2 separate regions of the Mus musculus genome follow, and region 2 is linked to region 1. Evidence: chromatin contacts called from ENCODE Hi-C or POLR2A ChIA-PET data. All regions are on one chromosome and are shown on one strand. Each heading gives the region's core, a stretch centred on a gene start or an enhancer-like site at or near the end of the contact. The rest is flanking DNA. Distances are from core to core; before and after follow the strand shown. Region 1 holds the start of Gosr2 (golgi SNAP receptor complex member 2). Region 2 holds the start of Map3k14 (mitogen-activated protein kinase kinase kinase 14).

Region 1 (4,030 bases), core at 751-3,250:
ATGTAGTGAATTGTTGCCTACAGTCTCAGCACCGTGAAGTGGCCTGCCACCATGACTTTGCTGTCATGGTGGGTGGTATCTTCTCACACTGTGAGCCAAAAGAAACTCTTTCTCTCCTAAGGAGCTTCTCTTCAGGCCCAAGTCACAGTGAGGAGAGAAGCCACCAGCGGATGCTGTTACACAGTACAGGCAATACCTTCACTAGCAAAGCACAGTAATGGTTTGGGTCAGTAATCCCCAGCAGTGGGAAGTGTGCACAGCATCCTGGGTGCCAACGCAGTCAGCACTAGCAAATGGCACAAGGAATTGGAAAGGCAGGGAAAGTTACTGAGACTGATGCATTCAGGCCCTGAAGACCTGTGGCATTATAAATAATAACAGCTTTGTTTTCTTTTGTTTTTCATGGTGGTCAGAAATAGCACATTCAAAAATAAAGGACAAGAACAGGTATAGTTACTGGGCCCACAGTGGATAGTATAAGGAATCTTTGCTGTATTTATTACAAAAAAAGGGAATATTATAAAAATGAATACCATCCATCCTGGCAGCAAAGTCATGGTGGCAGGCAGCTTCATGGTGCTGGGAATGGAGGCAGCTACTCACTGCACCTCAGCTGAGCAGAAAACAAAGGAGAAGACTGGCACTTTCCCCCTATTACTTATTTTTTTCCTGTTCTTATAAATCTGTAATATAATTTAAAATCAAAATGCCTATAGAGCAAAGACCCACAAAGATTTGACCTGGGACCTCACACAAGTCAGAGACAATTCTACTGAGACACACACAAGCACACATATACATACTTCCCTGTGCATCCCTCACCAGCAAAGTACTAAAAAACTAAGGATACAGCCTTTTATCTATGCCCCGCCCCCACGCTACTCAACCTTAGCTAAAGTGCACCATTCCCACAAACCCTCTATCGGTTCTTGAAGGCCCCCCATGCTTTCTTGATCCATGAACCCCTACTGCTCTTCTCCAGGCAAATGGTCCTTAGTCATACCCTAAATGTTGATTGTTAATTCAGCTTTAAAATAAGGACTTTCTCAATAGACAGCGAAACACCAGGAATGTGTTTTACCTGGGTTCCTATCCTACATATCTGTGCATGGTGCATAGTAGATGTTCAATAAATGGGAGTGGAACTGGGAAATGTAATGTTAGGGAAAGAATGAATATGGGCGGGCAGTCTCTTGGGACATAAAACTGGGAGGGATGCAGGATACAGGAAAATCCAAGCTTCAGCTCACCAAAGGAAGAGGAACAACTCCTCCCTTGGGAGGAACTGTAGATAAGAACCTAGATGGATGGAAATGAGATGGGCCTAGGTGAAGACAAGTGTTTGAACCTTTCCAAGTCCTAATCCAAATGTCACCCGCCCTTCATGTCTTTAAAAACAATTTCCTATTGACCACAACACCAGCCCAGCTCATTATCTTTGTATTTATTTGGATGTTCTACCATTATCTTTGTACTTATTTGGAATGTTTATTTGTATACAGATCGTAGTTCCTTCTCTAGTCCAACCTCTTGAAGAACAGGGAAATTTTGGTTGTTCCACGTCATATGCTAACCACTCACTCACTGTGGGTTTACTAAAAATGAGCCGGAGATGGGAAGACTAGTGGGCGGACTAGTTCGAGGCAGGAAAAGCACGCGTCGTGAGGAAGTGAGATTCCCCAGACCTGTAATTACACACTCCAAGGAGAAGCCAAGCCCGACCGCGGGGCGGAGAGCGACGTAGAGAGTCGCCGGCGACTTCTCGGGGGAGGCTCTGACGTCAGTGCCTCGCGACCGTCCTCTCCGCTACCTGATTCAATCCCGGAGCTGGACTTTAGCAAAAAACTCACCCCCGCCGCTCTCCGCGAGCTCCGGCCCGGAGCCACACCCATCCCTCGCGTCCCGCTTTCCTTCCGCGCAACCCCGTCTCCGACCTCACAACCACCACGGGACAGGCACACTCGCGGGCGCCCTACTCAGCAGGGCGGGCCCTGAGACCGGAAGCCGGAAGTGGGGTTGTGAGGACGTGTTCCGAGGAAGCCGCAGGCCGGCTAGGCCGGCGTCATGGAGCCCCTATACCAACAAACGAACAAGTGAGGGCTGCGTCGGGGAGCGGGCTGGGCTCCGCCCGGGCTGCGGCCCCTAGGGCTCGGGGCTCTGGGGACTGTCATTGTGGAGGTTTCCGCTCGGGCTGCTCCGCATCTCTTAGCCCCTGGTGCGATGCTCTTAGCCGAAGGGGATCGAGCCGGGGCGCGAAGGCTTGGGCCCGGTAGCTCTTGGCCGCAAGCCGTGACTGCCTATTGGCAAGGGAAAGCAGCGCCCCTAGGTTACAGCACTTGATCCAGCACCTGCCAGCTTAGTCCTCCGGGTTGGTAGAGCTTAGAGAACAGAGAAAACTGTTGCCGAGGCTTGTGTCTATGAATCTATTGCTTAAGTGGGAGTGTCAGGGGTTGTACGAAAGAAGTATTTTGTGTACTTGATTGGACATTTAAAGAACTTATTTTTGTGACACAAAGACGGGCAGGTAACTAGTGACTATTTTTGTGAGTCATATCTGATTACAAGTTAGCCTTAAGGAAATTGAAATTGAGTCTTAGATTAGCTTTTCATAACTAAGTTTCCTTGGTGGGTCCTTTTTTTTTTTTTTTTTTTTTTTTTTCCATACCGTCCTTTGTTTTGGGAACTTGCAGTGTTATGCAGCTAGACACCATGAGGGGCCACATACCTATGTTAGTTTAAGAACTTTCTATTGATTGTATGACAGCACTGAAAAATCTTATTCCTTGGGCCTGAAAAATGACATAAACTAGTCATCCTGCCTCCCCAGGAAACTCATAACAAAAAGAATGGAAATAAGATGGTGGTTATTCTCTTTTTACCTTTTTTTTTTTTAAATTTGTTTATTATATGTAAGTACACTGTAGCTGTCTTCAGACACCTCAGAAGAGGGCATCAGATCTCATTGCAAATGGTTGTGAGCCACCATGTGGTTGCTGGGAATTGAACTCAGGACCTTCGGAAGAGCAGTCAGTGCTCTTAACCTCTGAGCCATCTCTCCAATCCCCCTTTTTACTTTTGTCAACAAAATGTTTGATTTGGGTGGGGGAAAATAAACTACATTGTAATGACAATTTGCATATTATATAATAAGTGTAGGAAGAGATTTTAAAAGACTATCCTGTGAGTCACGTGGAAAAGGAATGAGGCAGAAAATTGCCCTCATTTACTAAGAACGGATCCTTTCCATAGCAAGACACATGGACCTAGCAGAGCGGTGAGTTAATCTGCTAGTTGCTGAATTGACAGAACAGTGTCAGAACATACTCGTCTCACTAGAACTTTGAACTGATTCTGTGATTATCTCTAACTGTGAAGGTACGTTGACATAAAATCGATTATTTAAAGTCATATAGCTGGAAAAGTCCTGAGCACTGAGTGGATGAACAAAACAAAAAAAAAAGAAAGAAAGAAAGACAGGATGTTTTACATTAGCAATATTCTACTAGGATGAGCTTTAAAGAGAATCCAGTAGGCTTCCATTTTGGGTACTCATGTTCATAAAAGATACATTTGTCCCTTGTGTTGTCTAGCTGCCATCCTGGAATTCATCTTTAGATAGTTTGGAGTAAGTAGGTCTCAGACACAAACAGCTCTGGAGTGATCACGCAGGCTTTTCTGGTGGTTTTACTCAGTAGTTAGTTTTAAGAATTATTATCTCAAGATCAGTTTGTCAGCTTGCCTTAGGAGGTAAAGACTAGCTATGGAGGTAGAGTGGAAGACGTGACAATAACCAAGTGCATGTGAAAACTGTGGGCGTGTATGTGTTGTGTGGGTGTGTGTACATTCAAGATGGGATTCTATTACATAGCTGAGGTTAGCCTATAAGTTGTGGTGTAGCTTAGACTGGCCTTGAACTTACAGTCCACCTGCTTCTTTGTCCTGTGTGCTAAGATGACAGGTGAGCACCACTATATCCACTACTTACTAACTTCCTCCCTTCCTTCCCGTCATGTCCCATCCTGTCTGATCC
Region 2 (4,030 bases), core at 412-2,911, 430 kb after region 1:
CACCCAAGAGACCTGATACCAACCTGTACATCTGGCCCAGCTCTGCCTCTCTCTCTGAGTCAGAGATGCCAAGCCCTAGGGGTGAGAGGAGCGTTTTTTAGAGGCCCCCAGCCCTTTTTATTTTCTTGCCTTACCATCTCTCAGCTGGCCACTAGCAAGATATGTCCCAGAAACTGACATATAGGTTCTGCATATACTGAAGTATAGGCTCAGTGCAAGTCACAGCCAGAAAGGCTTCCAGGGACAACTCTTGACACGGTTGACACTAACGTAACAATGGACTATGGGCAACTGCAGGCTTTGCTCTAACATATTTCTGGCCCAGGGGAGAGGGGTGAGTCTCTCAGGTTCTCATCTAGTTGGCTTTGTTTCCACATAGAAGTCAGGCTATGCAGCTCAGACTAGCTTCAAACTTGTCATCCTCCTGCCTCAGCCTCCTGAATGCAGGCCAGGTTGTGGGGTTTCCACATTGTCTAAATGAATGGCCTTTCTCGGTGTCCAACAACAGATGTCGGCTTGAACTTGTCTCCAGAAAGAAGCTAGGTCTGCAAAGTGGTCACAAGCAGACAGTGGTCTGGCCCTGGCTCAAACCTTTCCAGACAGGCCGTTCCTTATTTCTCAAACCAGCCAAGAATATGGCTGCCACTCCCACCATACCACCAGTCCCTGCATCTGCAGTTAGGATTCCTTGCAGAGTCTCTAAGGTCGCAGCGCATCTTTTATTCTGGAAACATTTTTTTAAAAAACACATATTTGTAATTTCTTATTACCAGTAAACAGAAGCTTGTGGTACAGTAGGAAGCCCATTAGCAAAGTTAGAAAAGAAAAAAAAAATCCATAAATTCCCTACACTCTTTCCCGGCCCCATAAAAAGGGCACTGTAGAGAGCACGTTTTCAAAGACCAAGTCTTCCTGACTCTGTAGTTTAGAATGGATCCCGTGCTCAGCACACACACCATGAAGCTTCTCGGGGTGGAAGGAGACTGTACCACATCTGCACACTCCCTTAGAGCGTTTCAACACCCGGTCTGTCCTACATAGGCCTTTGGCTCCCCACACTTCTCGAGGGTAGGCAGAGCAACCTCATCTCCACACACTTTACAGAACCGGGCTCACTCTACGTGCTCCATAAAAATGTTTCTGGCCCCACCAGGCCCCCACGAAGCAGCCTCGCCCTCAAGCAGAAAGCAGAGAAACCCAAGACCTCAGAGCGAGAGCGCCCCGCCGTCTCCAAGGTAACCAAAGCCGAAGCCGGGAATGCCCACGCATGCGTACAGTCGCCCTTCCTTCCCGTAACCTCAAAAAGAATGCAGCCCGTAAGATTTGCCAGAAGGCGAGAGCGCATGTGTAGTTCAACCAACACCCTGGCCTCCTTCGCCTACAGACCGCCCATCCACCCAGCCTTCGGCGCTGGATACCCTGGCCGGAAACAGTGCCCATTTTGGGGAGGCCTCGCTAGCCAATCGCTGCTGAGGAGTGGCCGGCAGGCCGACCGGATCAAGGCGTTTTATTGGCTAACTTATAGGAATGGGTGGGATCAAGGGTCGCGGTGCGGCCAAAGAAAGGAGGCGGGAAGCTAGCAAAGTCGCAGCCACGGGGGGAGGCGTGGCCCGGGGCGGGGATAGGCACGGGGGCGTGGTCGAGGAGGGGCAGCAGGGGCCCGGAGCGATCGCTGGCCAGCGAAGCGCCACACTCGCTTGTTTGAGGACAACGGCGCTCCGCCGGTAGGTGACTGGGCAGAACCCCGAGTCCTAAAGCGGGACGCCGAGGGAGCGGGCGGGGAAGGGGCGCCTCCCAGGCGGGGACTGGGTTGCAGCCGGGCTGTCCACGAGGGATGGCTGGGAGGGGTGGCCGGGTGACTACGGTCTAACCCGCTCGCACGCTCAGCGCCATCAGCGCCACGCTCGAAACGCCGTGCTCGCCTAGAACCTCCAGGCCGCGCACCCACGGGTCACACGCTTGCCCGGAACGCGCGCGGGTACTGTCTGCTTCCCTTTCCCCAACATCCGTGCCATCGAGTTCAGCCGCCCTACTGGCAGACCTGGCTCCTAAGTGTCCCCCAAGAGAAGGTGATCGCTCCACTGCCCTAGCAGTGACATGAGCAGCCTTTCCCTTTGAACTGCTTGGGATCACTTGTTCTGAGAGGATCACTGCTCTGGGCACTCAGTAGAGCAATGCTAGTCGCTGATGGTGCTGTCCTCCCTCCTCGATGGTCCTTACCCTTCTCTAATTCTGTGTTCTACTCGGAACTTTTGGAATCTGTTTATATGTACTAGTCCCGTCCTGGAAGCTCTTCCCGGCTCTGGCAACTTTCAGCCACCTGTCACCAAGTGAAAAGAAACATTTGTCTGAGGCAGAGATTCCCACCTGCTTTGGAACCTCATCATGTTCATTAACTTCAGACCTCCCCCCCTCCACTCCCCACCCCCCAGTTGAGATTAAAAGATGGCTGACAGCCCTAAAGGATGGATAGGGGTGTGCATGGGCTGTCAAGTGGATGAGTGGAGAAAAGTTTCAAATATCAGTGTCTTAATGACATGTTGTTGTTGTTGTTGTTGTTGTTAATTGGAGACAATGAACACTAATGACTGGATTAAGGGCGCTAAAAGAATGAACTGAACGAGGAGTGGCACCATGACCAGTGGACTTCGGAACACTGGCGAGTATCTAGAAACATAGTCTCTCTGAAAGATTAGAGGATTGTTTCCTAACTTCAGTTCTGCAGGGTTTTGCTTAGTAACTTTCCCATTTAGTGGTAGGTGTGGTCAGATGCATAGACTGTTGTCCAGTTGGTAAGCGAAGTACCTGAACCAGGTGTGAGGGATGATATGCCTCGTCTGTGGCCTCAGAGCCATGAGTGAGGGTGAGTTCTCCAGATCCCTGAATAAGAACAGCATAACCTAACTTTGATAGAGAAAGGGGGGGGGGTTGGGGTGATCTTTTTGCTGTTAATGTGAGAGGATGCTTTGAAGACTCTTGACTTGCTTATGATGTATGTGTGTATTTCCTCTTGTATTTAAAGTGATGTCAAAGGCAATTCCTTTGGATGGATGCCAGCTTTATGAGTTTTTCAGACGCCCTTAAGACATCTTGAAAACTAGGCATGGTGGCACACACCTGTAATCCATCACTGGGAGGCTGGGACAAGGAGGATTTGTTGTGACTTTGAAGCCTGTCAGGGCTTCATAGCAAGGCCCTGTCTCAGAGCACCAGAGAGGAAAAAGAAAGAAAGAAGACATCCTGATTTATTTGGAAGAGTGTGATAAATTTCTCAGAACAGCTCATAATAATAGTTAGTATGTCTGACTTTAATTTTAGAAATAAGTGCCCAGCTGTACATACCCAGAAATACATACCAGAAGTTTGTGAAATCAAATAGTACTACGTGATCAGGCTTCAGGCTTCAGGTCATTTTCGGATTGTTTTTGGGGTGGATGGAGCAGTTCTGAAGGTTGTTGGTTTTTTTGTTTTGTTTTGTTTTGTTTTGTTTTGTTTTGTTTGCCTCTGGTGTCTGTTAGAGTTTGTGGGAGTGGCACCACAGACAGAGACTCTGCCAAATGAACCTTTATCTCAAAAAAAAAAAAAAAAACCTGCCTGGTTTTGCCATTCATTCTTGGCAGATAGGAGTGTGGTTCCTCATTTTGGTTCCCCTGATGAACACAGATTCCTTTGTGATCGGCTCGGGCTGGAGAGGACAGGGCTCGCCCTGATTGGTTGCTCCACCCCAGACAACTGTTGTGAGATTTTTGGTGAGTTCTAGGGTCCATTCTGAGCTAGGGGCTGGGAGGAGATCGGTCGGATGTAAAACGGATAAAAGCTCAGATCTACGCTTGTTCCTTTAGGCCATCCCCCCCCCCCCTTGTCTTAAGAGTTTGCCTGTGAAGTCACTTTTAGTTTCTTTTTTTTTTAATTTTGTATTTATCTATTTATTTTTAACTTCTTGTCTCAGTGGACAGCACATGGGCTTCTTACAGGTGCTTCTCCCCCGGGAAGACCTGATTGGCTTGACAGATTTTTCCCCCCAAGAAGA

What was found. Hi-C counts contacts between places; a loop is a spot of excess contacts on that map. ChIA-PET counts read pairs that join two places held with the same protein, here RNA polymerase II (POLR2A).
Region 2: a map of Patski shows a loop between it and region 1 (3-fold over the local background). The contact joins the promoter of Map3k14 here to the promoter of Gosr2 in region 1. A Hi-C loop is called at or near these places in 1 of 37 maps with a recorded cell type or tissue (Patski). POLR2A ChIA-PET finds 5 or more read pairs at or near these places in 1 of 5 experiments (Patski).

The regions. Positions count from the first base shown.
Region 1 is chr11:103,695,693-103,699,722 of GRCm38, reverse strand. It overlaps Gosr2 (golgi SNAP receptor complex member 2), which reads left to right and starts at 2,000. Exons shown (of 6, transcript NM_019650.4): 1 at 2,000-2,093. The coding sequence starts at 2,065. It overlaps C130046K22Rik (RIKEN cDNA C130046K22 gene), which reads right to left and starts at 1,999. Exons shown (of 3, transcript NR_102389.1): 1 at 1,851-1,999.
Region 2 is chr11:103,265,032-103,269,061 of GRCm38, reverse strand. It overlaps Map3k14 (mitogen-activated protein kinase kinase kinase 14), which reads left to right and starts at 1,661. Exons shown (of 16, transcript NM_016896.3): 1 at 1,661-1,724.